Regions from separate parts of the Homo sapiens genome. Here region 2 is linked to region 1. A link is a loop called in an ENCODE intact Hi-C map of the cell type or tissue named here. Cell type or tissue: ovary. All regions are shown on one strand. Links, peaks and the distances in the headings refer to the core of each region. The heading gives the core; the rest is flanking DNA. Region 1 holds the start of GNMT (glycine N-methyltransferase). Region 2 holds the start of PTCRA (pre T cell antigen receptor alpha).

Region 1 (14,653 bases), core at 715-8,714:
GTTTGAGGCCAGCCTGGGCAACACAGAGAGACCCCAACTCTAAAAAAAATGTTTAAGGGAAAAAAAAAACTAGTGGGAGACAAACCTAGTCCTGGATTCCAGAGGGAAGATCATTGACATCTAGGAGACCCTGAGCAGGAAGCCACCTTCGCAGGGCTCTCCCCTGCCTGGGCATAGACCACAGCCTCCCCACCTTGTCATCTCCAGGGCTGGAGCCAGGTAGCTCAGCACTGATGCTCACCATGGAGGACTTGCTGCAGGCTGCCGCCCGGCTGCAACCCTCAGTCAGTGAGCAGGAGCTGCTCCGGTACAAGCGCATCCAGCGCAAGTTTGCTGCCTGCTAGGAGCCCCCCAGGGTCTGGGACCCCGCTCAGCATGGCTGCAGGTACCTTGATAGCCCACAGAGAGATCTGGGAAGGAAGGGCTCCTCCTCAGGCTGCTGCCAACCCACCTGGAGGCCACCTCCCTCCAGGAGATCCCAGGGTGCAAAGTGGCATTGAGACAGCAGCAACAGCTCAAGAGATATCTCCTGCCTACTTGCCCCTCCTTCCAGGCCGGCTCTAAGAGAAAGGCCCATCTACTCAGGAAGAGGGCCAGGGCCTTGGGTTCTGGGGATTGGGCCCTGAGAGGGCTAGTTCTGTGGCTGAAAATAAAGCATGTCCCGCCCCCTACTGGTGTTGTGGCATGAAAGGTTGGAGTGAGAAAGAGCAGGGTTGTGGGAGGAGTAAGCCCTGGGAGAGGGTGGGGGGGTGGGCAGCATGGGAGCCTGATCCTTCTGACATAAATAAACACAATGCATGCAGGAACTGAAAAAGACTATATTGTTTACCCTTCCGTCTGTGGAACCCACATCCCTGCACCCCAGCTGTAGTCTGCTCTAGAGGCTGGCCCTGGTGTGGGGCTGCTGGTCCCCATCTTCCAGACAGAGCCTAGCAGTGCCTGGGCAGAGGCTTGTGGGAGCTGAGGCCACACTCAGTCTGTCCTCTTGAGCACGTGGATGAAGTAGCAGGGAATGTAGGTTTGGCCTGGCTTGTAAGGCTTGAAGTCGCCCAGGACGCTGTGCTGGCACTTACCTCCGAAGGCTGCTTGGAGCAGCTCCGTGAAGGATGCCAGACAGTGTGGGTAGTAGGAGAGCCGGAACTTACTGTAACAGAGGCCCCAGCAACCATGAGGACTGGTGACCTCAGCTCCCCCAACTACCGCCTCACCCCCACTAAGCCAAGTGGTACCTCAAGCCAGGAGAGCCATCCTGGCCAGCCCCCGGCACCTGCACCGTATAGTCCAGGGTCACCATGTGGGCCTTGTTGTTCACTATCAGCACTGATGTTGTGACGTCCTTGGTCAAGTCACTCTGTAGGTGGTGGGGCAGCCGGCATTAGCCTCTGTAACCCACCTTGGGGCCACTGGACCCTCCCTCCACCCCACCCCCACCCCCACCCCCACCCCCACCCCAGAGGGCCCCACCTTATAGTAGATGTTCTTCCCTGGGGGTGCACAGCCTGTACTGAGGATGTGGTCGTAGTTGCGATGATCAATGACCAGTAGGCCCCCTGCCCGCACCATGCTCGCAATGTTTTTCAGCGCCAGCCGGTGCTCACTCTGGTCCCCTGAGCTCCAGGCACGGGCAGAAAGACTCCATCTGCTCAGGGCCCCCAGCACCAGTCTCCCTCCCATCTCTCCCCTCCCCAGGGGTGCCAGAGCCAAGGCAGAGAGTCTGCTTTGGCAGGAGAGCAGGTGCCAGATGTCTGTGGAAGGGGGCCTCAAGGCGGGGGCCATGCCCAAGGCCACACCCTCTCTTACCTTTGCAGTCTGGCAAGTGAGCGAAACTGTTTCCAAGGCAGATGACAGCATCAAAGCCACCCTCTGCTGACTGGGGCACATCTTTGTCCAGAGTCATCCAGTTGGCTTCTTCGATGACTAGGGGTCAGGAAGAGAAAGAGGAATCAGGGAGGCACGATGGTACCAGTAGCAGCCACCTCCACCAAGTGCAGTCCTGCCTGGGTTTCTTCTTAAGACACACAAGCTCCCCGTTCAGTTAGGGGGAGGAGAAAAGAGGGATCAAGGGAGAAGGAACCCTGGTTGGGAAGGAGGGCTCTGTGCTTATGGGTTTTTCTTTGAGGGGAGGGACAAGATGCCACAAACACAGTTAAAACCAGCTCTTCACACCCGGTGTCTCATTCTGGAGCTTAAGACTTGCTTTTCAGAGAAATGACAGTAATTTTTCTGTCTCCCCGAGGAAAACACAACACTCCACCCCCGCCCCCACTTAAAGGAGCCCCAGGCAGAATGAACAGTGTTCCTGGTGACTGGGCTGGGGGAGCCTGGCTAGACCTGCATACCCCACTTGTCGAAGGCGGGCTCGTGCCGCCGGTTCCAGCGCTCCTTAAGTGCATACTTCAGCATCTTGTCACTGGCATCCACACTCGTCACACTGAAGCCCTCTTCCACCAGCATAATGGAGTCCACCCTGAGTACGGCCAGCGAGGAGAGGCAGAGAGAGGCAGTTAGGGGAGCCTGGGAGGGCCAGGAGGAGACCCTGCACTGGACACTTTTGTCTCTACTTCTCAGAGTCCGTTCCTCTGCCTCCTCTCCCCAGGCCCTCTCCACTGACCTCACAAATCTGTTTCCTGTCACCACAAGGCAACTTTTTTTTAAAAGCACCTCTTCAGAGCCAGGCACTCTACAAATATGCATTAATTCTCATGGCAATCCTGAGAGGTAAATAGTGTCATTCCCATTTGAGAGACAGACAAGCTGAGGCTCCTTGAAGTTAAAATACGTGTGCACAAAAGGCAGTAGAACATGGTGGTTTAGAGCACAGGACAAAGCCGGGCGCGGTGGCTCATGCCTGTAATCCCAGCACTTTGGGAGGCCGAGGTGGGCAGATCACAAGGTCAGGAGATCGAGACCATCCTGGCTAACACGGCGAAACCCCGTCTCTACTAAAAATACAAAATATTAGCTGGGCGTGGTGGCAGGCGCCTGTAGTCCCAGCTACTCGGGAGGCTGAGGCAGGAGAATGGCATGAACTCAGGAGGCGGAGCTTGCAGTGAGCCGAGATGGAGCCACTGCACTCCAGCCTGGGCGACAGAGCACGACTTCATCTCAAAAAAAAAAAAAAAAAAAAAGAGAAAAATAGAGCACAGGACAGATCTTAACCAACCCGGGCCTGTTAGCTCCTTTTCACTGGATGATGTATGAGGGAATTTTACTTTGCTGAGGCCTTACTTCCCCAGTAGTAAATGAGAGAATATCACTGCTTAACTTCATGGGGCTTTGTGAGGGTTTGAAAAAGTGATGTATCAAAAGCTCCTGGCACTGGGCTTGGCAGGTGCAAATGTTGAGCAATGTTAACTGTTAACACTGCCCAAGGCCATCACAGGAGGAATATTTGCAATCTGTCCGTGGCTCTGGCTCCAAAGCCTCAGGGACGCTCACTTTTTCTGCCCACACCCTCACTCACACTCAGTCTCCCTTCTCCGGGGCCTCTCCCTGCGAACCGCTACCTGGACCCCTAGCCTCACGGGGCACTCGCAGTGCCTGTTCTGCCGGGCAGGTACCTGCTCCTGGCCCTGGTGTCCCACCCGTTCCAGGATTGGCAAAGGCCGCCCTGACGTGCCCGGCCCTGTGGTTCTGCGGCCGCGCAGTACAGGCTGAGACAGACCCCGATCTCATGCAACGCCCCCGGCCCCGGCCTGGGCTCACCCAGTGCCACAGGCTACGTCGAGCACCCGCTGGCAGCCGTGCTGGCGCAGCAGCCCAAGCAGCCATGCCTTGTACTCGGCGGTGCGGCTGCGGGTGTCTCCGATATACAGCTGCCACACGCGCGCCGCCTCCCCGTCCGCGTACTGGTCCGGGAGCCCTTCGGCCGCCACCCCCAGGGAGCGGGTCCGGTACACGCTGTCCACCATCCTGCGCCGCGCCTGGCTCCGCAGCCACCCGCTCCGCACTTAAAGCATAAGCACTGCTGGCAGCCGACAGCCCCACCTGGCCAATAGCAGGTGAGCGCGCGGACACGCCCCTGCCGGGCTTTGGGCCGGGCGCCCGAGTCTGTCCAGCTGCAGGGAGGGCGCTGCCTCGCAATCCTGGGCTAGGTCCTTTTAGCCAGCCTGCGGACCCAGCCCTCTGTGCAATCCCACGGCGGGAGAGGACCCTCGGAGCCCTCTGCCCACTTAACCCGGGTCTCGAGGAGAAGGCGAGAGGGGTCAGGAGAGGCGGGAGCAATGAGATTGCCACTCCATCCCCTGAGATCCGCAGAGCTGAGCGCCAGGCGGGCAGGACTGGACCGTTCCCAGCGAAGGAAGGCATCAGCATATCTAAACAAAGATTGTGCCACCGAAGTGTGTAGGTATAGTCAGCCGGTGCAGGGAAGACAGGGGGAGTCTCTGGAGGTAAAGCTGGTCTGTCCACCGAATCCAGGGGCGGAGCCCGGCTGGAATACGGTAACACGGTAACACGGTGAAACCTGGCTAACACGTCTCTACTAAAAATAAAGAAAGATTAGCTGGGACATGGTGACACGCGCCTGTAGTCCTAGCTACTCCGGAGGCTGAGCCAGGAGAATCGCTTGAACCCGGGAAGGCGGAAGTTGCAGTGAGCCGAGTGCACCACTGCACTCCAGCCTGGGCAACAGAGCAAGACTCCGTCTCAAAAAACAAAAAGCAAAAAACAAACAAAACCCTCTGCTTTCACAGGAAGCAGGAGAATAGGGTCTAGAGACAGGGAACATAAGGCCAATTCACACTTCAGTTATAACGGGAAATATCCTCTCCATAGGGCGTATGCCCGCCATTAATAACTTTGTAACTGTAACTTTACTTCATCCTCTTCATTTACATAGGGTGTACCCCAAGTAGAGGGTATTTAAACTCACAAAATGTAACAGGGCCTTTGAGCCCCTATGCTCATGCTCGCTCCCACACTGTGGAGTGTACTTTCATTTTCAATAAAATCCTTCATTCCTTTCTTGCTTTGTTTGTGCATTTTGTCCAATTGTTTGTTCAAGATGCCAAGAACCTGGACATCCTCTACCGTTAACATATTTTGGCGAGCCAGCCAGCAGAAAGAGGTAAGCCCAAAGTTTGGGATTCATTTTTCTCCCTTTCCTTTCTGCTCAATTACAGGGCCGCTCTCGCGCTTCTCTCTCTCTCTCTCTCTCTCTCTCTCTCTCTGCCTCTCTCCTCCTTCCTTTCCAACTTGGGACCCTTGGTGGGCAGCGCCTAAACATGGAAGCAACTGCAGGGTTTTTTTTTGTTTTTGTTTTTGTTTTGAGACACAGTCTCGCTCTGTCGCCAGGCTGGAGTGCCGTGGTGCAATCTCAGCTCACTGCAATCTCCGCCTCCCAGATTCAAGCAATTCTCCTGCCTCAGCCTCCTGAGTAGCTGGTATTACAGGCGCTCACCACCACGCCCGGCTAATTTTTGTATTTTTAGAAGAGGCAGGGTTTCACCATGTTGGTCAGGCTGGTCTCAAACTCCTGACCTCGTGATCCACTGGCGTCGGCCTCCCAAAGTGCTGGGATTATAGGTGTGAGCCACAGCGCCCGGTCTGTGCTACTCTTCTAAGCAGGGGGCCTGGTTAACGGGTGATGCTCTCCTTTGGTACTGTTTGGCCCCAGTGCTCCTTGGAGCCTGGGGAGGTTTAGCCTTTAAAAATCAAACTGTCCAGCACTTTAGGAAGCCAAGACAGGTGGATCACGTGGTCAGGAGTTCAAGATCAGCCTGGCCAAGATGCTAAAACCCTGTCTCTACTAAAAATACAAAAATTAGCCAGGCATGGTGGCACGTGCCTGTAATCCCAGCTACTTGGGAGGCTAAGCCAGGAGAATCGCTTGAACCCGGGTGGCAGAGGTTGCAGTGAGCCAAGATTGCGCCACTGCACTCCAGCCTGGGCGACAGAGCAAGACTCCGTCTCAAAACAAAAATCAATCAATCAATCAAACTACTTTGGCCGGGCACGGTGGCTCACACCTATAATCCCAACACTTTGGGAGGCTGAGGCAGGCAGATCAACTGAGGTTGAGAGTTCAAGACTAGCCTGACCAACATGGAGAAGCCCCGTCTCTACTAAAAATACAAAATTAGCCGGGCATGGTGGTGCATGCCTGTAATCCCAGCTACTTGGGAGGCTGAGGCAGGAGAATCGCTTGAATCTGGGAGGCGGAGGTTGCGATGAGCCAAGATTGCGCTATTGCACTCCAGCCTGGGCAACAAGAGAGAAACTCTGTCTCAAAAAATAAATAAATATAAATAAAAATAAAACTGCCATGGAGACTGCTTTACCCAAAATTTTGGTTCACAGCCTTCCCTGCATTATCCATTAGGGCAAAGTAAAACCTTCAAGCTTGTACTGCCATCTCATGGCTAACGTTCCAGGTCATCGTTTATGTGTGCATATACATGTCTAGATGTATTTACTTATATGTACACTTACTGCTATATGTTGTGTCTACCAAATTGACTTATAAGTAAAAGAGGGCTCCGCCAGGCGCAGTGGCTCACGCCTGTAATCCCAATACTTGGGGAGGCTGAGGTGGATCATGAGCTCAGGAATTCGAGACCAGCCTGACCAACATGGCGAAACCCTGTCTCTACTAAAAATACAAAAATTAGCCAGGCGTGGTGGTGGGCACCTGTAATCCCAACTACTTGGGAGACTGAGGCAGGAGAATTGCTTGAACTCAGGAGGTGGAGGTTGCAGTGAGCTGAGGTCGTGCCATTGCACTCCAGCCTGGGCAACAGAGCGAGACTCCTGTCTCAAAAAAAAAAAAAAAAAAAAAAGAGGGCTTAAGTAATTAAGTAAATACGTCTAAGCAATTTTCAAGTCCACTTAAGTATAACTTTACTAAACTAGCCAGCTTTAAAATTATTGGGGGAATAAAAATAAAAAGGCCTTCAGATTTGTCAGCATAGGTTTTGTCTAAATTTTATGTTTGTCTTTGCTAGATATTTTAAAATGTCAGTGTTAATTCAAGCTGAGAGCTTGGGGAGAGCCTGCCTCCATTGAGATAAATGCATATCTGATTGCTTCCTTTGGAGAGACTAATCAGAAACTCAAAAGAACGCAACCCTTTGTCTCCCACCTGTGATCTGAAAGCCCCCAAGCCTCCTCACCTCCAGTTGTCCCATCTTTCTGGACCAAAACAATGTTTGTTTTACATATGGTTTAGTTTTTGTTTTTTCAGATGGAGTCTCCCTCTGTCGCCCAGGCTGGAATGAGTGGTGCCATCTCGGCTCACTGCAACCTCCGCCTCCTGGGTTCAAGTTGCCAGAAATGCTTGTTCCCTGGAGGCTGGGTGCGGTGGCTCATGCCTGTAATCCCAGCACTTTGGGAGGTCGAGGTAGGCAGAACACCTGAGGTAGGGAGTTCAAGACCAGCCTGACCAACATGGAGAAACCCCGTCTCTACTAAAAATGCAAAAAATTAGCTGGGCGTGGTGGCGCCTGCCTGTAATCCTAGCAAATCAGGAGGCTGAGGCAGGAGAATCGCTTGAACCTGCGAGGGGGAGGTTGCGGTGAACCGAGATCACACCATTGCACTCCAGCCTGGGCAACAAGAATGAAACTCCGTTTCAAAAAAAAAATTGGCCGGGCACAGTGGCTCACGCCTGTAATCCCAACACTTTGGGAGGCCGAAGCGGGCAGATCACGAGGTCAGGAGATTGAGACCATTCTGGCTAACGCGGTGAAACCCCGTCTCTAATAAGAATACAAAAAAAAAAATTTATCTGGGTGTGGTGGCACGCGCCTGATATCCCAGCTACTCAGGAGGCTGAGGCAGGAGAATGGTGTGAACTCGGGAGGCAGAGCTTGCACTGAGCCGAGATCGCGCCACTGCACTCCAGCCTGGGTGACAGAGCGAGACTCCATCTCAAAAAAATAAATAAATAAATTTTTTAAAAAATTAAAAAAGACTTTTCGCCATCTTTTGTCTTTCTGTGGAGCTGTCGCCATGAAGGTCGAGCTGTGCAGTTTTAGCGGGTACAAGATCTACCCCGGACACGGGAGGCGCTACGCCAGGACCGACGGGAAGGTTTTCCAGTTTCTTAATGCGAAATGCGAGTTGGCGTTCCTTTCCAAGAGGAATCCTCGGCAGATAAACTGGACTGTCCTCTACAGAAGGAAGCACAAAAAGGGGCAGTCGGAAGAAATTCAAAAGAAAAGAACCCGCCGAGCAGTCAAATTCCAGAGGGCCATTACTGGTGCATCTCTTGCTGATATAACGGCCAAGAGGAATCAGAAACCTGAAGTTAGAAAGACTCGACGAGAACAAGCTATCAGGGCTGCTAAGGAAGCAAAAAAGGCTAAGCAAGCATCTAAAAAGACTGCAATGGCTGCTGCTAAGGCTGGAGTGCAATGGCACGATCTCGGCTCACCGCAACCTCTGCCTCCTGGGTTCAAGCGGTTCTCCTGCCTCAGCCTCCCAAGTGGCTGGGATTACAGGCATGTGCCACCATGCCTGGCTGGTTTTGTATTTTTAGTAGAGGTGTGGTTTCTTCATGGGCAGGCTGGTCTCAAACTCCCGACCTCAGGTGATCTGCCTGCCTCGGCCTCCCAAAGTGCTGGGATTGCAGGCGTGCACCACCACGCCCAGCCTGAGATTTATATATTTAAGATGTGATAAAATAGTAGTAATCAAAACTTACATGTGAAGAATAGGCTTCTACTTCTACAGAAAGGTCATTTTTACCTGCCAACCTGTGCCAAGTTGCAAGGATGCAACTGGACAAATCAGAGTCCTCTTTAGGGAAACATGATTTTACACAGAATACTAGGTGAGGGTATATAGTCAATGTCAACATTCTCCTCCATCACTATCCTATCCAAGGTGATAGAATTTTTTTTTTCAAGTGCATGTTACATTCAGACGTCCAAGTGTTACAGGTAAAATGAGTAAGTCCTTTTGAGAACCTGAAAATGTAAAAATCAATATAAGAAATACGTAGGCCGGGCGCGGTGGCTCACGCCTGTAATCCCAGCACTTTGGGAGGCCGAGGTGGGCGGATCACGAGGTCGGGAGATCGAGACCATCCTGGCTAACACGGTGAAACCCCGTCTTTACTGAGAATACAAAAAATTAGCCGGGCGTGGTGGCGGGCGCCTGTGGTCCCAGCTGCTTGGGAGGCTGAGGCAGGAGAATGGTGTGAACCCTGGGGGACGGAGCCTGCGGTGAGCCGAGATCGCGCCGCTGCACCCCAACCTGGGCGACAGCGAGACTCCGTCTCAAAAAAAAAATATGTAAAATACAGGCTTTTGCTCATAAAAGCAAAATGTTAAGATTTTGCACTGGGAAGAGTCATTTTTTGTAATAATGTTTTATTTAGGGAATTACTGGGAAAATAAAGTCATTATACCCAACTTGAATGTAAAGCTATGCTTGCTAATTTTTGGAGAATAAAATGTCTGGGCTAAATGTTGGCTTTTAATAAAGTGGAGCTGCCCATTGTCATTACCCTTGGGTCTTAGGTAACCTGGAACCCAGAAGAAGCTAGAAATAAACACTACCTGTTCTCACTACAACAAGTTTAGCTTTACTCAGGAAGACAATTTGACCACTGGGAAAGCATTTTATTAAAACGTTTGTTTCTATTGGCCCAAAGGATAATGCGTGCATCAGTAGGCTTCTCAGTGCTTACAGGTGGTGTTTTGGCAAAAACTGAGTGGAGGGATTTTTTTAACTCTTCTACAACCTAGATGTATTGTTTGCAGATTTGAATGTATTCACTTAATATATTAAATGTTTAATATTAAATATAAAAAAAATTAAAAAAGAAATGCTTGTTCCCCAGTGCCGTAAAGAAATAGCACTTGAACATAAATTCAATTTCCTCAGGAAGGCCATTTTTACTTTCTGCAGAAAGGGTACCCTCGTCAGCAGTTTTGCCATGAGAGTACACTGAACAAAGGAGACAGGGTCATTTATAACCTGACGCGTCCACCCTACTGCTGTGTCCGGTTTCCATTGGCTGGAATGGGACTTCACATTTTGTATTTGTCCCGATTGGCTAGCAACTTAGAACTTTTAAAAGAGGCAAAGGCAGAGGAGAACAAAGGAAGGGGAAGTAACTTGTGGAATGCTGAGAAAGGTAAAAACACCTTCAAATAAGGATGAGGAACAGGCTATGACCTAATGTTTGTTTGGACCAGTATAAGCATGCCAGGGCAAATATTTAGGCTACATTGTGGGAGCTAAGAACATAAAGGACATTGATTTCTTTATTATGACTTGCAGATATTTAAGAATGTCACCACAGATCTTTGAATAAATTTTGCTTCTAAGAGAAGTTACTATTTATCCCTAATTAGATGGGGAGGAAAGTCTTTGAAGAGGAACCTCTACTTTTTATAATAGCGATTCTCCTACCTCAGCCTCCCAAGTATACAGGTGCTCGCCACCACATCAGGCTAATTTTTATATTTTTAGTAGAGACGGGGTTTCACCATGTTGGACAAGCTGCTTTCTAACTCCTGATCTCAGGTGATCCGCCCGCCTCAGCCTCCCAAAGTGCTGGGATCACAGGCGTGAGCCACTGCGCCTGACCGAGGATGGCATCTTTGATGTAAATAAGCTTTTCCCAAATTCACAGATTAAGACTTCTACTGTCATAAAACTCTTATCTTTCAATATTTGTTCTTGCTTATGCCTCTATGAACAATAAAAGTGGAAAAGGCATCTGTTATGTGCACTAATGGGATGTACTTTTATTTGTGAAGGAGTTTGCAGCCAACCTTATATATGGATAACTTTATACTTTAATAGATAAAAAATGAAGGCCCAGTGCAGGTAAAAAACTTTAATGGGGCCAGGCACGGTGGCTTATGCCTGTAATCCCAGCACTTTGGGAGGCCGAGGCAGGTGGATCACCTGAAGTCAGGAGGTTGAGACCAGTCTAGCCAATGTGGTGAAACCCCATCTCTACTAAAAAAATATATATATATATATACATAAAAATTAGCTGGGCATGGTGGTGCACCTGTAATCCCAGCTACTCGGGAGGCTGAGGCATGAGAATCGCTTGAACCCGGGAGGCAGAGGTTGCAGTGAGCCAAGATGGTGCCATTGCACTCTAGCCTGGGCAACAAAAGCGAAACTTCGTCTCAAAAAAAAAAAAGTATCCCTCATGATGGGTTCTATAGCAAATTCTACTGTAAAGGCTACAGTTATACAATAGACTTTAAATTCTCTTGTGAAAGTTAAGATAGAATTGGCTAAACAGAGAAGTATCTGTGCAGCTGCTGGCACTTGTGGCCTACGGAGAAATACATCACATGAAGATTATAGAAATATAGTGGTAGGGGATTAACAAAGAGACTGCTTAGTCAAATGAGTAAACTTTTTTTTTTTTTTGAGACGGAGTTTTGCTCTTGTTGCCCAGGCTGGAGTGCAATGGCACGATCTCGGCTCACCGCAACCTCTGCCTCCCGGGTTCAAGCGATTCTCCTGCCTCAGCCTCCCGAGTAGCTGGGACTACAGGCATGCACCACCATGCCTGGCTAATTTTGTGTTTTTAGTAGAGACGGGGTTTCACCATGTTGGTCAGGCTGGTCTTGAACTCCCGACCTCAGGTGATCTGCCCATCTCGGCCTCCCAAAGTGCTGGGATTACAGACATGAGCCACCACGCCCGGCCATGAGTAAACTCTTTATCTAGTTCATTCTTTGATCTATGTGATTTTAGGTGGTTTGGTTTATGGGGAACCTGGGTAAGGAGCATACTCCAAACTCTTGGTATCATCCTCCCGATAGTCATAATAATAGTCTCCCTGGTGCGCTCTATTCTCTCAAAGGTTTTAAATGCTTGCGTGCAGCCATCTCTAGAATGTCAAATGGTCTCTCTTCAACTGGAATAACAGGAGCTAAAAAAATGTGCAACCATAAGGACACTATAAGCTATAAATGATGTGCTGAGATAGGAAACCCAAAATGATGGTAACTGAGAGTGGCGCTAAGTCCCTAAGGTTTGGTCACACTCTCACTTAAATGACAGCCTAACCAAAAAGGGTAATTTTTTAAACAAAATTATGGAAGGCCATTGTTTTGGACTAGGCTCATGCACTAGGCCTCAACAAACCAAACCAAAATGGAGTCGCTCATGCTAGGACTTTAAGGAAACACATAGATTCTAAAACAGACCAAGTTTTTTTTCTCCTGCAAATCTCTATGACAAACCTTTCTTTTTTTTTTTTTCTGAGACGGAGTCTCACTCCCTCGCCCCCAGACTGGAGTGCAGTGGCTCAATCTCAGCTTATTGCAACCTCCACCTCCCAGGTTCAAGCAACATTCCTGCCTCAGCCTCCTGAGTAGCTAGGATTACAGGCATGCACCACCCCGCCCGGCTAATTTTTTTGTATTTAGTAGAGACAGGGTTTCACTATGTTGGCCAGGCTGATCCTGAACTCCTGACCTCGTGATCTGCCTGCCTCGGCCTCCCAAAGTGCTGGGATTACAGACGTAAGCCACTGCGCCTGGTCAATATAACAAACATTTCTAACAGCATAGGTATCCACCCCCTGCAGTTCCCATTAAATGTTTTAACCAAATTCATTTCCTCTTGCCTAGAGACCATCAAGCTTCAGCTGATCATGCAACAAAGCTTCCAGCCAGTTCCAGGTGAAGACATCACCCCTGGCCATCAAAAAGCTACCCTGCCTCCACTAGACAGAGCAGGGTGAGAGTTCCATGATCCCTAATAGGTGGGGACCATCCCCCAAGCCAGCATGAAGCAGTTACAGAAAAAAGACCATCTGTCCCTCTGCCTCCCATAAAGATTTATGGGGATCACATCTCAGGGGGCAGATGAGGCAGGAAAATAGGGTCTGGAGGCAGGTAACATAAGGCCAATTCACACTTCATCTATAACAGGAAATATCCTCTCCTTAGGGCATACATCATTAATAACTTTGCAATTGTAACTTTACTTCATCTTCTTCATTTACATAGGGCATTCCCCAAGTAGAGGGTATTTAAACTCACAAACATTTTTAACAGGGCCTTTGAGCCCCTATGCTCATTCTCGCTCCCACACTGTGGAGTGTACTTTCATTGTCTTTTTTTTTTTTTTTTTTTTTGGGATGGAGTCTCGCTCTGTCGCCCAGGCTGGAGTGCAGTGGCGCAATCTTGGCTCACTGCAACCTCCACCTCCTGGGTTCACACCATTCTGCCTCAGTCTCCCAAGTAGCTGGGACTACAGGTGCCCACCACCACGCCTGGCTAATTTTTTTGTATTTTTAGTAGAGATGGGGTTTCACCGTGTTAGCCAGGATGGTCTCAATCTCCTGATCTTGTGATCGGCCCGCCTCAGCCTCCCAAAGTGCTGGGATTACAGGCGTGAGCCACCGCGCCCGGCTCATTTTCAATAAAACCCTTCATTCCTTCCTTGTTTGTGCATTTTGTCCAATTGTTCGTTCAAGATGCCAAGAACCTGGACACCCTCCACCATTAACACATGGACAAAGTCCAGGGCCGGGAATGGGGGTGCTTGGTGTCCTTGCTATTCTTTATTTTTTTTTGAGATGGAGTTTCGCTCTTGTTGCCCAGGCTGGAGTGCAATGGCACGATCTTGGCTCACTGCAAACTCCACCTCCTGGGTTCAGGCGATTCTCCTGCCTCAGCCTCCCAAGTAGCTGGGATTACAGGCATGCACCACCACACCCAGCTAATTTTTTTGTATCTGATCCTACAGATGCATCTTTGGCAACAGGTTTAGAAAGCCTGGATTGGGGCCGGGCATGGTGGCTTATGCCTGTAATCCCAGCATTTTGGGAGGCTGAGGCGGACGGATCACCTGAGGTCAGGAGTTTGAGACCAGCCTGGCCAACATGGTGAAACATCATCTCTACTAAAAAATACAAAAATTAGCTGGGCGTGGTAGCAGGCACCTGTAATCCTAGCTACTCAGAAGGCTAAGGCAGGGAGATTTGCTTGAACCTGGGAAGCAGAGGTTGCAGTGAGCTGAGATTGTGCCACCGCACTCCAGCCTAGGTGACAGAGTGAGACTTTGTCTAAAAAAAAAAAAAAAAAGCCTGAATTGGAGAATTATAAGTAAATCCACTCTTTATTTTACAGAATATTCTGGGGAAAATTTACTCCACTACCCTTAGATTTTTTTTTTTTTTAATCTCATGTTAATTATCTTGTCTGGGCATGGTGGCTCATACCTGTAATCCCAGCACTTTGGGAGGCCGAGGGGGGCAGATCACTTGAGGTCAAGAGTTCCAGACCACCCTGGCCAACATGGCAAAGCCCTATCTCTACTAAAAATACAAAAAAATTAGCCGGGCGTGGTGGCACGCGGCTGTAGTCCCAGCTACTTGGGAGGGTGTGGCACAAGAATCACTTGAACCGAGGCGGCAGAGGTTGCAGTGAGCTGAGATCAAGCCACTGCACTGCAGCCTGGGTGACAGAGTAAGATTCCGTCAAGTGATTCTCCTGCCTCAGCCTCCTAAGTAGCTGGGATTACAGGCATGCGCCAACACACCCAGCTAATTTTTTTGTATTTTCAGTAGAGATGGCGTTTCACCATGTTGGCCAGGCTGGTCTCGAACTCCTGACCTCGTGATCCGCCTGCCTCGCTTCCCAAAGTGCTAGGATTACAGGCTTGAGCCACCTTGCCCGGCCTTAAAAATGCATGCTTGGTCAGGAGCGGTGGCTGAGAC
Region 2 (14,653 bases), core at 1-8,000, 45 kb after region 1:
GTAAAGGGTACTTAGGAAAGATTTCTTACAAGCCAAATAATTAGCCTAGGCCAGGCGTGGTGGCTCACGCTTTTATTCCCAGCACTTTGGGAGGCTGAGGTGGGCAGATCACAAGGTCAGGAGATCGAGACCATCCTGGCTAACATGGTGAAACCCCGTCTCTACTAAAATACAAAAAATTAGCCGGGCGTGGTGGCACGCGCCTGTAATCCCAGCTACTCTGGAGGCTGAGGCAGGAGAATTGCACTCCAGCCTGGCGACAGAGCGGGACTCTGTCTCAAAAAATTAAAAAAAAAAAAAATAGGTGGACGGATCATGAGGTCAGGAGATCGAGACCATCCTGGCTAACATGGTGAAACCCTGTCTCTACTAAAAATACAAAAAATTAGCCAGGCATGGTGGCAGGCACCTGTAGTCCCAGCTACTCGGGAGGCTGAGGCAGGAGAATGGCGTGAACCCGGGAGGCGGAGCTTACAGTGAGCCAAGATTGCACCACTGCACTCCAGCCTGGGCGACAGTGCGAGACTCTGTCTCAAAAAAAAAAAAAAAAAAATTATCCTACTAACACATAAATGGTAAGTTGTCCATTCAGGATTTGAACTCTCAGATCTCTGTGACTCCAAATCCCCTAAACCATCTCACTTTGAAGGATGACTAAGATTTTGCCATGTGACACAGTGGACCGTCTAGGACATAGCTTCAGACAGAGCTAAGCGTGACTCCTGACTCATTCACTTAATTTTCTGAGTCTTTATTTTATTTCATTATTATTATTATTATTATTTTTGAGATGGAGTCTCACTCTGTTGCCCAGGCTGGAGTGCAGTGGCAGGATCTCTGTTCACTGCAACCTCCACCCACCGGGGTTCAAGCGATTCTCCTGCCTCAGCCTCCTGAGTAGCTGGGATTACAGGCACCTACCACCACGCGTGGCTAATTTTTGTATTTTTAGTAGAGATGGGGTTTCACCATCTTGGCCAGGCTGGTCTTGAACTCCTGACCTCGTGATCCACCTGCCTCAGCCTCCCAAAGTGCAAAGTGCTAGGATTACAGGCATGAGCCCCATGCCTGGCTTTTTTTTTTTTTGAGACTGATTCTGGTTCTGTCGCCTAGCCTGGAGTGCAGTGGTGGGATCTTGGCTCAGTGCAACCTCCTCCTCCCGGGTTCAAGCAATTCTCCTGCCTCAGCATCCTAAGTAGCTGGATTACAGGCACCTGCCACCATGTCCAGCTAATTTTTGTATTTTTTAGTAGAGATGGGGTTTCGTCATGTTGGCCAGGCTGGTCTCAAACTCCTGACTTCAAGTGATCTGCCCGCCTTGGCCTTCCAAAGTGCTGGAATTACAGGCGTAAGCCACCGCGCCCAGCCAATTTTCTGACTCTTTTTGTTTGTTTTGTTTTGTTTTCATTATGTATGTATTTATTTATTTATTTAGGTTGAAGGAACAATATTTTTTGTGAGTCCCAATGGTCTCATCAATATAATGGTGTTAGGCCGGGCTCAGTGGCTTATGCCTGTAATCCCAGCACTTTGGGAGGCTGAGTCAGGTGAATCACTTGAAGTCAGGAGTTCGGGACCAGCCTGGCCAACGTGGTGAACCCCTGTTTCCACTAAAAATACAAAAATTAGCCGGGCATGATGGTGGGCGGCTGTAATCCCAGCTACTTGGGAAGCTGAGGCAGGAGAACCGCTTGAACCTGGGAGGCAGAGGATGCAGTGAGTTGAGATTGTGCCATTGCACTCCAATCTGGGCAACAGAGCAAACTCTGTCTAATAATAATAATAATAATAATAATAATAATAATAATAATAATATAACGGGCTGGGTGAGGTGGCTCACGTCTGTAATCCCAGCACTTTGGGAGGCTGAGGCGGGCGGATCATGAGGTCAGGAGTTCAAGACCAGCCTGGCCAACACAGTGAAACTCCGTCTGTACTAAAAATACAAAAAATTAGCTGGGCGTGGTGGCAGGTGCCTGTAATCCCAGCTACTTGGGAGGCTGAGGCAGGAGAATCAAGTGAACCCGGGAGGTGGAGGTTGTAGTGAGCCAAGATCACACCATTGTACTCCAGCCCGGGCGACAGTGCGAGACTCTGTCTCAAAAATAAATAATAATAATAATAATAATAATAATAATAATAATAATAATATAATGCTGTTAATAATACCAGCCCAGCAAAATTGTTGTGAAGAGTAAAGGCCATAAGTGTAAAATGCCCTGGCAGATAAGTATTAGTGCAATTGTTGATATTAATATTAATAAGGCATTGCAAACAAAGGTAGTAGAGAAGGCTGGGCACGAGCTCCAGGACTCAACCTCCAGAGCCTTTTCAGTTATATAGATAGAGACATTCCCCAAGTTGAGTTCAGCTTCCACTTCTTCCATGAAGCATCCCAGGATTGTCCCTGCTTACCCTGGTTACTTCCTTCCCGAGCTCAGGCCTCCTGCCATGGGCTCCCTGTGTTCCACATAGGTGTGGTTTATCTCCCTAATGAAGGAGTGCCTGTGAGATACTTGGGGCCAGCTCTAGATCAAGGAGACCCCCCTGACTCAAAAGTCATGGACCTTCCCCCACCACGTACATGCACACATGCACATGCTTCTAGATGAAGCTGGAATTTTCCCCTCAAAACATGAGTCCTTTGGCTCCAGCCTTGATCATGGGAGGGCTGGGGGTAAATACCCTGGGAAGAGGCCTTGGGTCCTATCCTGAGCCCACTGATAAGCGTGAGCTGTGAGTGAACTTGAGACACCCTGAGTCCTATTGAACTAGGGCAGGCATCCTGAGGGCAAGAAGGACAGGACAGGACCTCACACTGTTACCCATATGACATCATTGCATATCACATCACACACACTGGCTACCCTAACCCCACCTTCTATGGATGTCCATCCAGTTTGTTCTCATTTCTCTATACCTCTAAGAGGGGCAGCCTCCCTATCAACACTGTGGGCTCCAGGGCAGGAGGACATAGGAGCCCCAGAGCAAGGTGGCTGGGAGGAAGAGTACAATGGGAAGAGTATAGTGGGGACCCTCTATATAGGGTCCCCTCCCCAGAGGTCCCCTCCCCAGAGGGACCCTCCCCAGAGGTCCCTAAATATCTCTTGTCCTGCCTCCCTGCAGCCCATCAGTACCCAGGGAGGTCCAGAGTGAGGGGATGGGCTTCGGCAGACTGAGGAGGGACAGAGAGGAAGGCAAAGAGGGGGCTCACCTGTGGGTAGGGCTGGACACCCAAGGGCCAGGAGAAGTAGCAGCCATGTACCGGCCATGGCCCACTCGGAAGGAGGCAGGACCCAGCTGCAGACCTGAGTTGCGGCTGGGGGAGGAGGCACCCACAAGACTGCCTTCTAGGCCACAGGCCCAGCTGCACCTCAGCTGCTCTACCACGAGCCGTTTCCCCTGGTGACGGGCCCCTACTCCTGCCCTGGCCCCCAAACCCAATCTTGTCTCACGGGCCAGGGAGCACAGGGTGCCTCTCCCACACCAGGAGCCGGACACCTGCACTCCCTCTGAAGAGACAGCACTTCAGTCTGCAAAGTCCCGCTTCAGGGCAGCTACCATCCACAGGACACGGAGCACCAGGTGGCTTGACAGGGGCTTGACATACAGCCCTTCACTTGATCCACTCAACCACTGAGTTACATTTCACAGGTGAGGCAACTGAGGCTCACAGAGAGTGAGGGACCCGCCCAGGGCCACACAGCTGACAGGTACCAGAGCCAGGGCTTGAACTGTTTTTAGATGGCTGGCTTTATTATAGGCAAAAAGATACCCAGGGCCAGGCGCAGTGGCTCACGCCTGTAATCCCAGCACTTTGGGAGGCTGAGACGAGCGGATCACAAGGTCAGGAGATCAAGACCATCCTGGCTAACACGGTGAAACCCCGTCTCTACTAAAAATACAAAAAAATTAGCTGGGTGTGGTGACGGGCACCTGTAGTCCCAGCTATTCAGGAGGCTGAGGCAGGAGAATGGTGTGAACCCGGGAGGTGGAGCTTGCAGTGAGCCAAGATTGTGCCACTGCACTCCAACCTGGGCGACAGAGCGAGACGCCATCTCAAAAAAAAAAAATAAAAAAAGATGCCCAGTAAACTTTTTGCCATGTTGTTACAGCCCTCCTTTTATTTATTTAATTTTTTTTTTTAGAGATGGGGTTCTTTCTTTGTTGCCCAGGCTAGAATGCGGCAGTACAATCATAGCTCACTGCAGTCTTGAACTCCTGGGCTCAAGTGATCCTCCTTCGTCAGCCTCCTGAGTAGCTAAGACCACAGGCATGCGCTACCACACCCAGCTAATTTATTTTTATTTTGATTTTTTGTAGAGATGGAGTCTTGCTTTGTTGCCTATGTTGGTTTCGTACTCCTGGGCTCAAGCGATCCTCCTGCTCTGGCTTCCCGAAGTGCTGGGAGTACTGGTGTGAGCCACATGCCTGGCATTTATTATACCATTTTAACTTTTTTTTTTTTTTTAAGAGACAGGCTTTTACTCTGTCACCCAGGCTGGAGTGCAGTGATGCGATCACAGCTCACTACACTCTTGAAATCCTGGGCTCAAGCAATCCTCCCACCTCAGCCTTTTGGATTTTTTGGAGACAGTCTGGCTTTATCACTCAGGCTGGAGTGCAGTGGCATGATCTCACCTCAATGCAACATCTGCCTCCCAGTCCCAAGCGATCCTCCTGCCTCACCTTCCCAAGCAGCTGGGACCACAGGCACATGCCACCACACCCAGCTAAATTTTTGTGTTTTTTGCAGAGACTGGGTTTCATCATATTGCCAGTCTGGTCTCGAACTCTTGAGCTCAAGTGATCCACCCTTCAAAGTTCTGGCATTACAGGCATGAGCCACTGTGCCTGGCGTCCTTTTGTTTTTAATCAGACATTCTGTTACAGCAGCCATTCCTTTATTGTTAGACATTTGGGTTTCCAGTTTGGGACAATGGCCATCTTTGTTCATAAAAGCTTTTCCAAATTTGCTTTTTTTTTTTTTTTTGGAGATGGAATCTCTCTCCGTCACCAAGCTGTAGTGCAGTGGTGTGATCTCGGCTCACTGAGACTTCTGCCTCCCGGGTTCAAGCGATTCTCCTGCCTCAGCCTCCAGAGTAGCTGGGACTACAGGCGTGCGCTACCATGCCCAGCTGATTTTTGTATTTTTAGTAGAGATGGGGTTTCACCATGTTGGCCAGGATGGTCTCGATCTCTTGACCTCTCAATCCGCCCACCTTGGCCTCCTAAAGTGCTGGGATTACAAGGGTGAGCCACCGCGCCCGGCTACTTTTTTTGTTTTTGAGACAGGGTCTTGCTCTGTCACCCAGACTGGAGTGCAGTGGTACAGTCAAGGCTCACTGCAACCTCCACCTCCCTGGCTCAAGCGATCCTCCTGCCTCACCCCCAAATTAACCTCTCCAGTAGCTAAGACCACAGGCGTGCGCCACCACCTGGCTAATTTTTTGTATTTTTGTAGAGATGGGATTTTACCATGTTGCCCAGGTTGGTCTAGAACTCCTGAGCTCAAATGATCTGCCTGCCTTGACCTCCCAATGTGCTGGGATCAGACTTGAGCCACCACACCCAGTCCCCCAAATTTACATTTATTTCCTTAAAATTATTGTCTAAAGGCCTCTGTAATTTTTTTGTGGTTTGTTGTTCAACTATTAAAAAATTATTTTTTTCTAGCTGGGCGCGGTGGTTCACGCCTGTAATCCCAGCACTTTGGGAGGCCGAGGGGCGGGGGGTGGATCACGAGGTCAGGGGTTCAAGATCAGCCTGACTAACATGGTGAAACCCCGTCTGTACTAAAAAATACAAAAATTAGCCAGGCATGGTGGTGCGTGCCTGTAATCCCAGCTACTCAGGAGGCTGAGGCAGGAGAATCACTTGAACCCGTGAGGCAGAGGTTGCAGTGAGCCGAGATGGTGCCATTGCACTCCAGCCGGGGTGAAAGAGCGAGACTCTGGCTCAAAAAGAAAAAAAAAAAAGAGACAAGATCCTGTTATTTTACCTGGACTGGAGTGCAGTGTCTATTCACAGATGTGATTGTCAAACTCATGGCCTCAGACTACAGAGTAGCTGGGACTACAGGGGCATGCTTCCATACCTGGCCATCCTAACCATTTGTAAGCATACATTTCAGTGGCCATTCATACTGCTGTGCAACCATCACCATCATCCATCTCTAGAATTTATCTTGCAAAAATGAAACTCTGTACCGTGGCAACCACCATTCCCATTCTACTCTTTCTTTCTTTCTTTTTTTTTTTTTTTTTGAGATGGAGTCTCACTCTGTCGCCCAGGCTGGAGTGCAGTGGTGTGATCTCGGCTCACTGCAACCTCCACCTCCCAGGTTCAAGTGATTCTTGTGCCTCAGCCTCCCAAGTAGCAGGGATTATAGGCAACTGCCACCATGCCCGGCTAATTTTTGTATTTTTAGTAGAGACAGGGTTTCACCATGTTGGCCAGGCTGGTCTCAAACTCTGACCTCAAGTGATCTGCCCACCTCGGTCTCCCAAAGTGCTGGGATTACAGGCGTGAGCCACCGTGCCTGGCCACCAACATTCTACTTTCTATAAATGAATTTGACTACCTCATTCAAGTAGAATCATACAGTATTTGTTTTTTGTGACCGGTTCATTTCATTTAGCACATGTCAAGTTTCATCCATGTTGAACCACGTGTCAGAATTTTCTTCCTTTTTAAAGCTGAATAATATCTCATTGTATGTATAGAGCACATTCTGCTTATCCATTAATCTGTGGGTGGACACTGGGCTGCTTCCACATTTTAGCTATCACGAACATGACTTAATGATAGCTAAAGTGGTATTGACCTCAAAGGAAGAGGCTGAAGCACCAAATATCATTTAAAGAGTTTACTTGATGATGCCTGTAATCCCAGCACTTTGGGAGGCCGAGGAGGGAGGACTGCTTGAGGCCAGGAGTTCATAATGATATCCATTATGAACACAGATATCTCTTTGAGACTTTCCTTCTTTCTTTCTTTTTTTTTTTTTTTTTTTTTTGAGACGGAGTTTCGCTCTTGTTGCCCAGGCTAGAGTGCAATGGCACGATCTTGGCTCACCACAACCTCCGCCTCCCGGGTTCAAGAGATTCTCCTGCCTCAGCCTCCCAAGTAGCTGGGATTACAGTCACCGCCACCATGCCCAGCTAATTTCGTATTTTTAGTAGAGATGGGGTTTCTCCATGTTGGTCAGGCTGGTCTTGAACCCCCGACCTCAGGTGATCCGCCCGCCTCGGCCTCCCAAAGTGCTGGGATTACAGGCGTGAGGCACCGCGCCTGGCCTTGAAACTTCTTTAGTCTGGTGCCAGCCTCACTCGATTTCCGTCTGGATGGCTATTTTAATAATCCTGTGGATGGCGCTCTCCTGACGGTCCTGAGGGAACACTCTGCCTCCAGGGCTGCGCTCCCGGCCCTTGCTTTCCCAGGGCTGCCTGGAGGCCGCGGTCCCCGCGCGTTCCCAGGCACAGCCCGCGCCCAGGTGCGCGCCGTCGCGGTGGGTTCCCCCCCGGGAGGGGGAGGGAGCGGGGCAGGTGTCCCTAACGACTCTCCCACCCTCCAGCCCAGGGAGGAGCTGGCTCGGGCTCGGTTACCACATTACAGATGGGGAAAGAGCTCTCCTGCCTCTTTCAGATTGCAGGATCTTCCCAAGAACCGGAAGGAGGAAGACCCCCTCCACCCCCGCCCCCGAGCCAGCCGCCTCTATCTGCAGTAGCTGACCCTTCCGCCTGTCCGCTCCGGCTCCCGCGGGGCTCAGGCGTCCCTGGCCACCGCAGCCTGGAAGCGTTCCTTGCCTGCTCCTCACATTGGTCTCCTCTTGCTGAGATCCCCGAGTCTCCCTCGGACCCCATAGTCTTGCTGGCCCTGAAGACGCCTTGCCCTGGGCGGACGGCCTTTTAACTGGACTTGGGCGAACCTATCATTCGCTGGCCAGGACTCGTTCCCAGATATCTAATTTAATCCTCACAACCATCCCACCAGGTGTTACCGGCTAAGGAAACGGGCCCAGAAAAACTAAGTTGAAACGGCGAAGATACCCTAGCAGGCCAGTGGTGGAGCCAGCTGGAGGCGGCAGTTCAGCAGAGGGATGTGTTTACAGGGCTGTCTCTTCCAAAGCTCATTCACAAGGCTGCCGGGGCAGAGAAATGAAATAGGGGCGCCCATCTGCGTGCCTGGGGCATGGCAGGTGCTCACGCTAATTGATACCTCCCCTCCATTTTTTCTTATGTACCGGTGGAAAACCGAGGGCCCATGGAAAGCTGAGACGAGCCACGTAGGATGTGAAAAATAAAATTAAGAAAAAGTAGGCCGGGCGTGGTGGCTTACGCCTGTAATCCCAGCACTTTGGGAGGCCAAGGCGGGCGGATCACCTGAGGTTAGGAGTTCGAGACCAGCCTGGCCAACATGGAGAAACCCCGTCTCTACTAAAAATACAAAATTAGCCGAGTGTGGTGGCACGCGCCAGTAGTCCCAGCTACTTGGGAGGCTGAGGCAGGAGAATCGCTTGAACCCAGGAGGTGGAGGTTGCAGTGAGCCGAGATCACGCATTGCACTCCAGCCTGGGCAACAAGAGCGAAACTCTGTCTCAAAAAAAAAAAAAAAAAAAAAAAAAGTCCCCTTCAGGAATGCTGACAGGGGCACACCTATTTAATTTATCAAATGAAAAGCTACAGTGTTATTTATAACAAAAAAAATCACCTAAATGTTCAATGATAAGGAAATAGCTAAATAAAATATGGTGGATATGCACGATGAAATAGTATACAAGCCTAAAATGTTCATTCATTCTTTCATTCAGAACCATTTATTGGTCTCTGCCTTTTTTTTTTTTTTTTTTTTTTTTTTGAGACAGAGTCTCGGTCTGTCACCCAGGCTGGAGTGCAGTGGCACAATCTCGGCTCACTGCAACCTCCACCTCCCGGGTTCAAGCGATTCTCCTGCCTCAGGCTCCTGAGTAGCTGGGATTACAGGCGCCCACCACCACACCCGGCTAATTTTTGTATTTTTAGTAGAGACAGGGTTTCACCATGTTGGTCAGGCTGGTCTCGAACTCCTGACCACGTGATCCGCCCACCTCGACCTCCCAAAGTGCTGGGATTACAGGTGTTAGGCACCAGGCCCGACCTATTGGTCTCTGCTTTATGCCAGGAATTGGGGCTGGGGATAATCAGACAAAAAGAGATGCTCTCAGCAGTCAAGAGGGAAGAGACAGGTAGGGGACCTGGAGTGTTAACAGATACTGTGCCTAAGCAACACACTACACGCACGCACACACACACACACACACACACGCCCACACACCCAAGCATAAGTGCAGAGTTAGAGGGCGGGGTCCTGGGGGAGGGGCTCTTTCTTGTAGAGTGGGTGGGAATCAGAACAAGTGCTTTAGAAGTTTATACTTGGGGGCCGGGCGCGGTGGCTTACGTCTGTAATCCTAGCACTTTGGGAGGTGGGCTGATCACAAGGTCAGGAGATCGAGACCATCCTGGCTAAAACGGTGAAACGCCATTTCTACTAAAAATATAAAAAATTAGCCGGGCGTGGTGGCACACACCTACCCAGCTACTCAGGAGGCTGAGGCAGGAGAATCGCTTGACCCCACGAGGCGGAGGTTGCAGTAAGCCGAGCTCACACCACTGCACTCCAGCCTGGGCGACAGAACGAGACTCTGTCCCCCCCCAAAAAATTTATACTTGAGGCTTGACGCAGTGGCTAATGCCTGTAATCCCAGCACTTTGGACTTTGGGAGGTTAAGGTGGGAGGTGAGGCGGGTGCGGTGGCTCACACCTGTAATCCCAGCACTTTGGGAGGCCGAGGCGGGCGGATCACAAGGTCAGGAGATCGGGACCATGGTGAAACCCTGTCTCTACTAAAAATCCAAAAAAAATTAGCTGGGCACGGTGGCGGGCGCCTGTAGTCCCAGCTACTCAGGAGGCTGAGGCAGGAGAATGGCGTGAACCCGGGAGGCGAAGCTTGCAGTGAGCCGAGATCGCGCCACTGCACTCCAGCCTGGGCGACAGAGAGAGACTCCGTCTCAAAAAAAAAAAAAAAAAGGTGGGAGGTGAAGGATTGGTTGAACTCAAGACTTCCAGACCAGCTTGGGCAACATAGCAAGACCTCTCTCTACAAAAAAATTCTTCTAGTGGTTATAGACGTTAGATGTAATAGTGAGGAGGCCTCTGCCACCCCTCCCTCTTGGTGGTATATATGACTGTGGTTTTGATTTAAAAAATATACTGCATCGGCCGGTCATGGTGGCTCACACCTGTAATCCCAGCACTTTGGGAGGCCGAGGTGGGCAGATCACAAAGTCAGGAGTTCGAGACCAGCCTGGCCAATATGGTGAAACCCTGTCTCTACTAAAAATACAAAAAAAATATATAAATAATTAGCTGGGCGTGGTGGCGGGGTGCCTGTAGTCCCAGCTACTCGGGAGGCTGAGGCAGGAGAATCGCTTGAATCCGGGAGGCGGAGGTCACATTGAGCTGAGATAGCGCCACTGCACTCCAGCCTGGGCGACAGAGCAAGACTCCATCTCAAAAACAAAAAACAAAACACCCTGCATCCTGTAGGGTAGCACCCTACCCTGCCAGAGGTAGTGTCCCAGCTGTGCTCTAATAGAGGCCAATCTACCATTCTATCCAGCCAGCTGCTTCTGGTCCATGGGGTACATGGTAAGGCCAGTGAATTCATTGAGTGTGAGCTCATTTGTACATTTCCTTGGCTGTAACATGTATTGCCCTGGTTGGAGGCTATATTATGTTGAATGCCATGCTGATGGATATGGCATTCAGTAAGTCCATGAGTGGTGGTGCTGATGGAAGCACTGTAGGTAGAGACAGCAAATTCATACATGAAATATGTGCCTATCCTCATGAAGATAAAATACAGCCCCTTCGTGATGGGAGGACCCAGTCAAACCAATCTACAATGAGGTGAGAATGATGCCCAATCAGGGACTCAGCACTAGGCTGTGAGGAGGTCGACGCTCAGCACTGGCCACAGCCAGATCAGCCTCAGAGAGGAGAAGACTCTGTTACTGAGCCCAGACATAGCTTCCATCCCTGTCACCATGGCCACTTTATATCTTTGCACAAGCCCTGGGGGCAGCTGGGAAAGCAGCTGACCATCGTCCACAGGACTGTCATCTTGTCCACCTGGTGATGATTTAGTCCCTTTGCCTTGTTGTGGGCTATTATATCCACCTTGCCTTTGTTAAGTAAGCATCACCATTTGGCCTTTGTACCACCAAGATGCTATTATTCTCATTGAGATCAGGGAATCCAGTTCCACTGATCCATCCAGCACACCCCACTAGCTCTCTAGTCAAGACAGGACAGTCATCAGAGCAAGTCAAGGATGCTGGTGGCCCTCACGAACGCATTTCTTAATGCTTTCATAAAGGGAGTGTTTTCCAGACCCTCCTAAAATATGTGGCAGCAGTGGCTAAGAAGGTGCGCATCATAGATCCAGTCCAGCATTCCCGTCTCCCGGGGACTTCTGATTCCTTCTTCTACAGAATGCCAGGGAAGTTCTGGCATTTCATGCTTATTAACTGTAGGCTACTACTTAATCCAGACTTTAATTAGCCAATCTAGCCAACTATTAATTCTCCTCCCAGGTGCTCAGGCCAACACAGTAAATCCCAAATCCTGGATAAGGATCCACGGCAACGAGTTTGGACAAACCAAGGCTTCCATCCCCCCACCTTGGTCTAGCTCCCTCAGCACACACTCCCACACATGCTCCTGCAGCTTCTGCCAAGACAAGCTGGCCAGGCCTGTAACTCAGCCCGGCGTCCCCCTCTCAGCGTGACCTTGTGCTTCTCCATGGGCTGTGCTGGGACCTAACTCATGAAGGGCCTGGGGCCCAAGAGGGATGGGGGCAGGGAGGGTTCTGAGGCTGATGTTTTGGGAGGAGGGAGCAGTATTAGAGGAGCTTATCTCTACAGACATGAGAATTTCAAGGGAATTTGGGGTTTCAAAGTTCTCAGTCTTATTCATGTCTGCCTAAATGTCTCCATCTCATCTCAGGCTCCCAGACCTTTCCCAGCAATGCCCTTACTTTAGCATAAGAGACTTGGAGGGCTAAGCATTTACTTAGCACTGAATCTCGGCAACCTTTACAATGACATCCCGGTCCTGTCCTTAGTCACATGTGCCTGTGCCTGGAGGAGATGAGGGGCTCCTTCAAGTTGCCATCAAGGGATTCTTTTTTTGTTTTGTTTTTGAGAGGGATTCTCGCTTTGTCACCCAGGCTGGAGTGCAGTGGCGCCATCTCGGCTCACCTCAAACTCTGCCTACCAGGTTCAAGTGATTCTCCTGCCTCAGCCTCCCGAGTAGCTAGGATTAGAGGTGCCCGCCACCACGCCTGGATAATTTTGTGTTTTTAGTAGAGACAGAGTTTCACCATGCTGGCCAGGATGGTCTCGAACTCCTGACATCAGATGATCCACCTGCCTCAGCCTCCCAAAGTGCTGGGATTACAGGCGTGAGCCACCATGCCACCTAATTTCTGTATTTTTAGTTGAGATGGGGTTTTACCATGTTGGCCAGCCTGGTCTCGAACTCCTGACTTCATGTTATCCGCTTGCCTTGGCCTCCCAAAGTGCTAGGATTACAGGCATGAGTCACCACACCTGGCCGTGTCTGTCTATCTATCTATTTATCTCTATCTATCTATCATCTTTCTAGCTATATCTGTTGAGACAGGGTCTCACTCCCATTGCTCAGTCTGGAGTGCAGTGGCACGATCTCGGCACACTGCAGCCTTGACCTTCCAGGCTAAATTGATCCTCCCACCTCAGCCTCTCACGTAGCTGAGACTACAGGTGTGCACCACCTTGCCTAGCTAATTTTTTGTATTTTTAGTAGAGATGGGGTTTTGCTATGTTGCCCAGGCTGGTCTCAAACTCCTGGTTGCAAGTGATCTGCCTGCCTTGACCTTCCAAAGTTCTGGGATTATAGGCATGAGCCACTGCGCCTGGCCGAGAAATATCTTAAATAACCGATGAAAGATGTCTGACGAATTATAAATGAGCTTAGGGATGTTTGGAACCTATCTCTAGACCTAGAGGTTGATACCTGGCCTTGCTACCCCCTGCTGAAATAACCTCTTGGCCTCTGGTGCCCTGGCTGACTCAAGGAGAGGCTCTAGATTTACCTGGATGGGAAATACCATTGCCTCTGTCTGTTTATTCAATTTTCCTTATTTTCTCTCCCTGCCTTCTGCATGCATATCTGTGGCAGTGCATGAGCTTAGATGGCTGCCCACAGGGCAGGGGCCTCTGAGCCCCATCAAGGGGAGGCAGCCTGGTTTAATGGAAGAGCATTGGGTCAGGAGTCAGGAGGCCTCGGTTCCAAACCCAGCTGTTACTTCCTTTCATGGACTTGGTTAGCTATCTAAGAGGGTTTGGACTCAGTGATGTTTGAGGTCCTTCTTGTCAATCCCTAATTCCTAACTTGTCCTGATCATTTTATGGGGTTGTGCTGTGGACAAAATGAAAGAATGTGAGAGAAGATTTAAGAATGACACTGAGATGATCCCCCACTTCCCAACCACATGCACATCACTCTCCCTAATTCCGAGGACATTTGACTTTTACTGTGGCTGGGAGAACACCCAAGTCCGTTTTGACATCATAGGCATGCTTTCATCTTGCACTTGGCTGGCAGGAAAGGAGGCAATGGTATAGCAAGAAACCAGAGCCTCCCAGCAAGGATCTTGGGAGTAGAACCAGGGCCAAGGACATCTGGGAAAGAAAGTGAACCTGGTGAGTTAGGAAGAAATCCTTAGGGGAAGAACTGAAGGAGTCTGCCCGGGGAATTGACCCAGGCCACAGACGTGATAAGTTCTTCCATCGCGTAGTATTCTGTTAACTACCAACTGGCGTACTGCGGTTCAATTCTGGCACTCACCATCCAGAGCTAGTGCAGACCCCGCAAGTTAAAATGCACAATCCCCAAGAAAACTGCCTTTACTTCAGAGGTCAGCTGCAAGGTCAGGGGGATTCTCAGGTCACCCACACTTCTGACTGACTGGCTACAAATTTGGGGGTTTCTCATGATCCCCCTCAGATTCAATAAGTCACTACAACAACTCACAGAACTCAGGAAAGTGCTATTCTTATGATTACAGTTTTATTATGGAGGATAGAAATCAGCACAACCAGCCAGGGAGACATGCAGGGCAAGTGTGAGAGGGTTCTGAATGCAGAGATACCATGCCCTCTCCCTGCGGAATCAGGCAGGTTATGTCGCCCTCTGCCCTCTGACACTCCATATGTTCATCAACCAGGGCACTCCAGAGTTCTGTATCCAGAAGTTTTTTTGTTGTTGCTTGTATTTTTTTTTTTTTTTGAGACAGAGTCTCTATCTGTCACCCAGGCTGGAGTGGCACGATCTTGGCTCACTGCAACCTCCACCTCCCAGGTTCAAGCGATTATCCTGCCTCAGCCTCCCAAGTAGCTGGGATTACAGGTGTGTGCCACCGCAACCAGCTAATTTTTGTATTTTTAATAGAGACGGGGTTTCACATTGGCCAGGATGGTCTTGATCTCTTGACCTCATGATCCGCCTGCTTCGGCCTCCCGAAGTGTTGAGATGACAGGCGTGAGCCACCATGCCCAGCCTGTTTGTTT

What was found. Hi-C counts contacts between places; a loop is a spot of excess contacts. Peaks named below come from ENCODE experiments on the same cell type or tissue, not always from the same donor. Only the 100,000 strongest peaks of a DNase experiment are listed, where the experiment ranks them.
Region 2: it touches region 1 in a loop (1.8-fold over the local background); 30 of 110 quality-filtered maps call a loop at or near these places.

The regions. Positions count from the first base shown.
Region 1 is chr6:42,950,026-42,964,678 of GRCh38, reverse strand. It overlaps CNPY3-GNMT (CNPY3-GNMT readthrough), which reads right to left. Exons shown (of 5, transcript NR_134892.2): 2 at 2,340-2,467; 3 at 1,801-1,917; 4 at 1,230-1,351; 5 at 799-1,144. GNMT (glycine N-methyltransferase) reads right to left here and starts at 3,925. Exons shown (of 6, transcript NM_018960.6): 1 at 3,706-3,925; 2 at 2,340-2,467; 3 at 1,801-1,917; 4 at 1,465-1,607; 5 at 1,230-1,351; 6 at 799-1,144. The coding sequence starts at 3,911. The coding sequence ends at 973. It overlaps PEX6 (peroxisomal biogenesis factor 6), which reads left to right. Exons shown (of 17, transcript NM_000287.4): 17 at 208-814. The coding sequence ends at 344. It also overlaps the pseudogene RPL24P4. RefSeq lists enhancers at 3,477-3,526, 3,705-4,206. In ovary, for the core only: no CTCF peak of the experiment used is centred there; a DNase peak (open chromatin) is centred at 3,958; H3K4me3 peaks cover 1,620 bases.
Region 2 is chr6:42,904,689-42,919,341 of GRCh38, reverse strand. PTCRA (pre T cell antigen receptor alpha) reads right to left here and starts at 3,289. Exons shown (of 4, transcript NM_138296.3): 1 at 3,215-3,289. The coding sequence starts at 3,272. In ovary, for the core only: no CTCF peak of the experiment used is centred there; no DNase peak of the experiment used is centred there; H3K4me3 peaks cover 647 bases.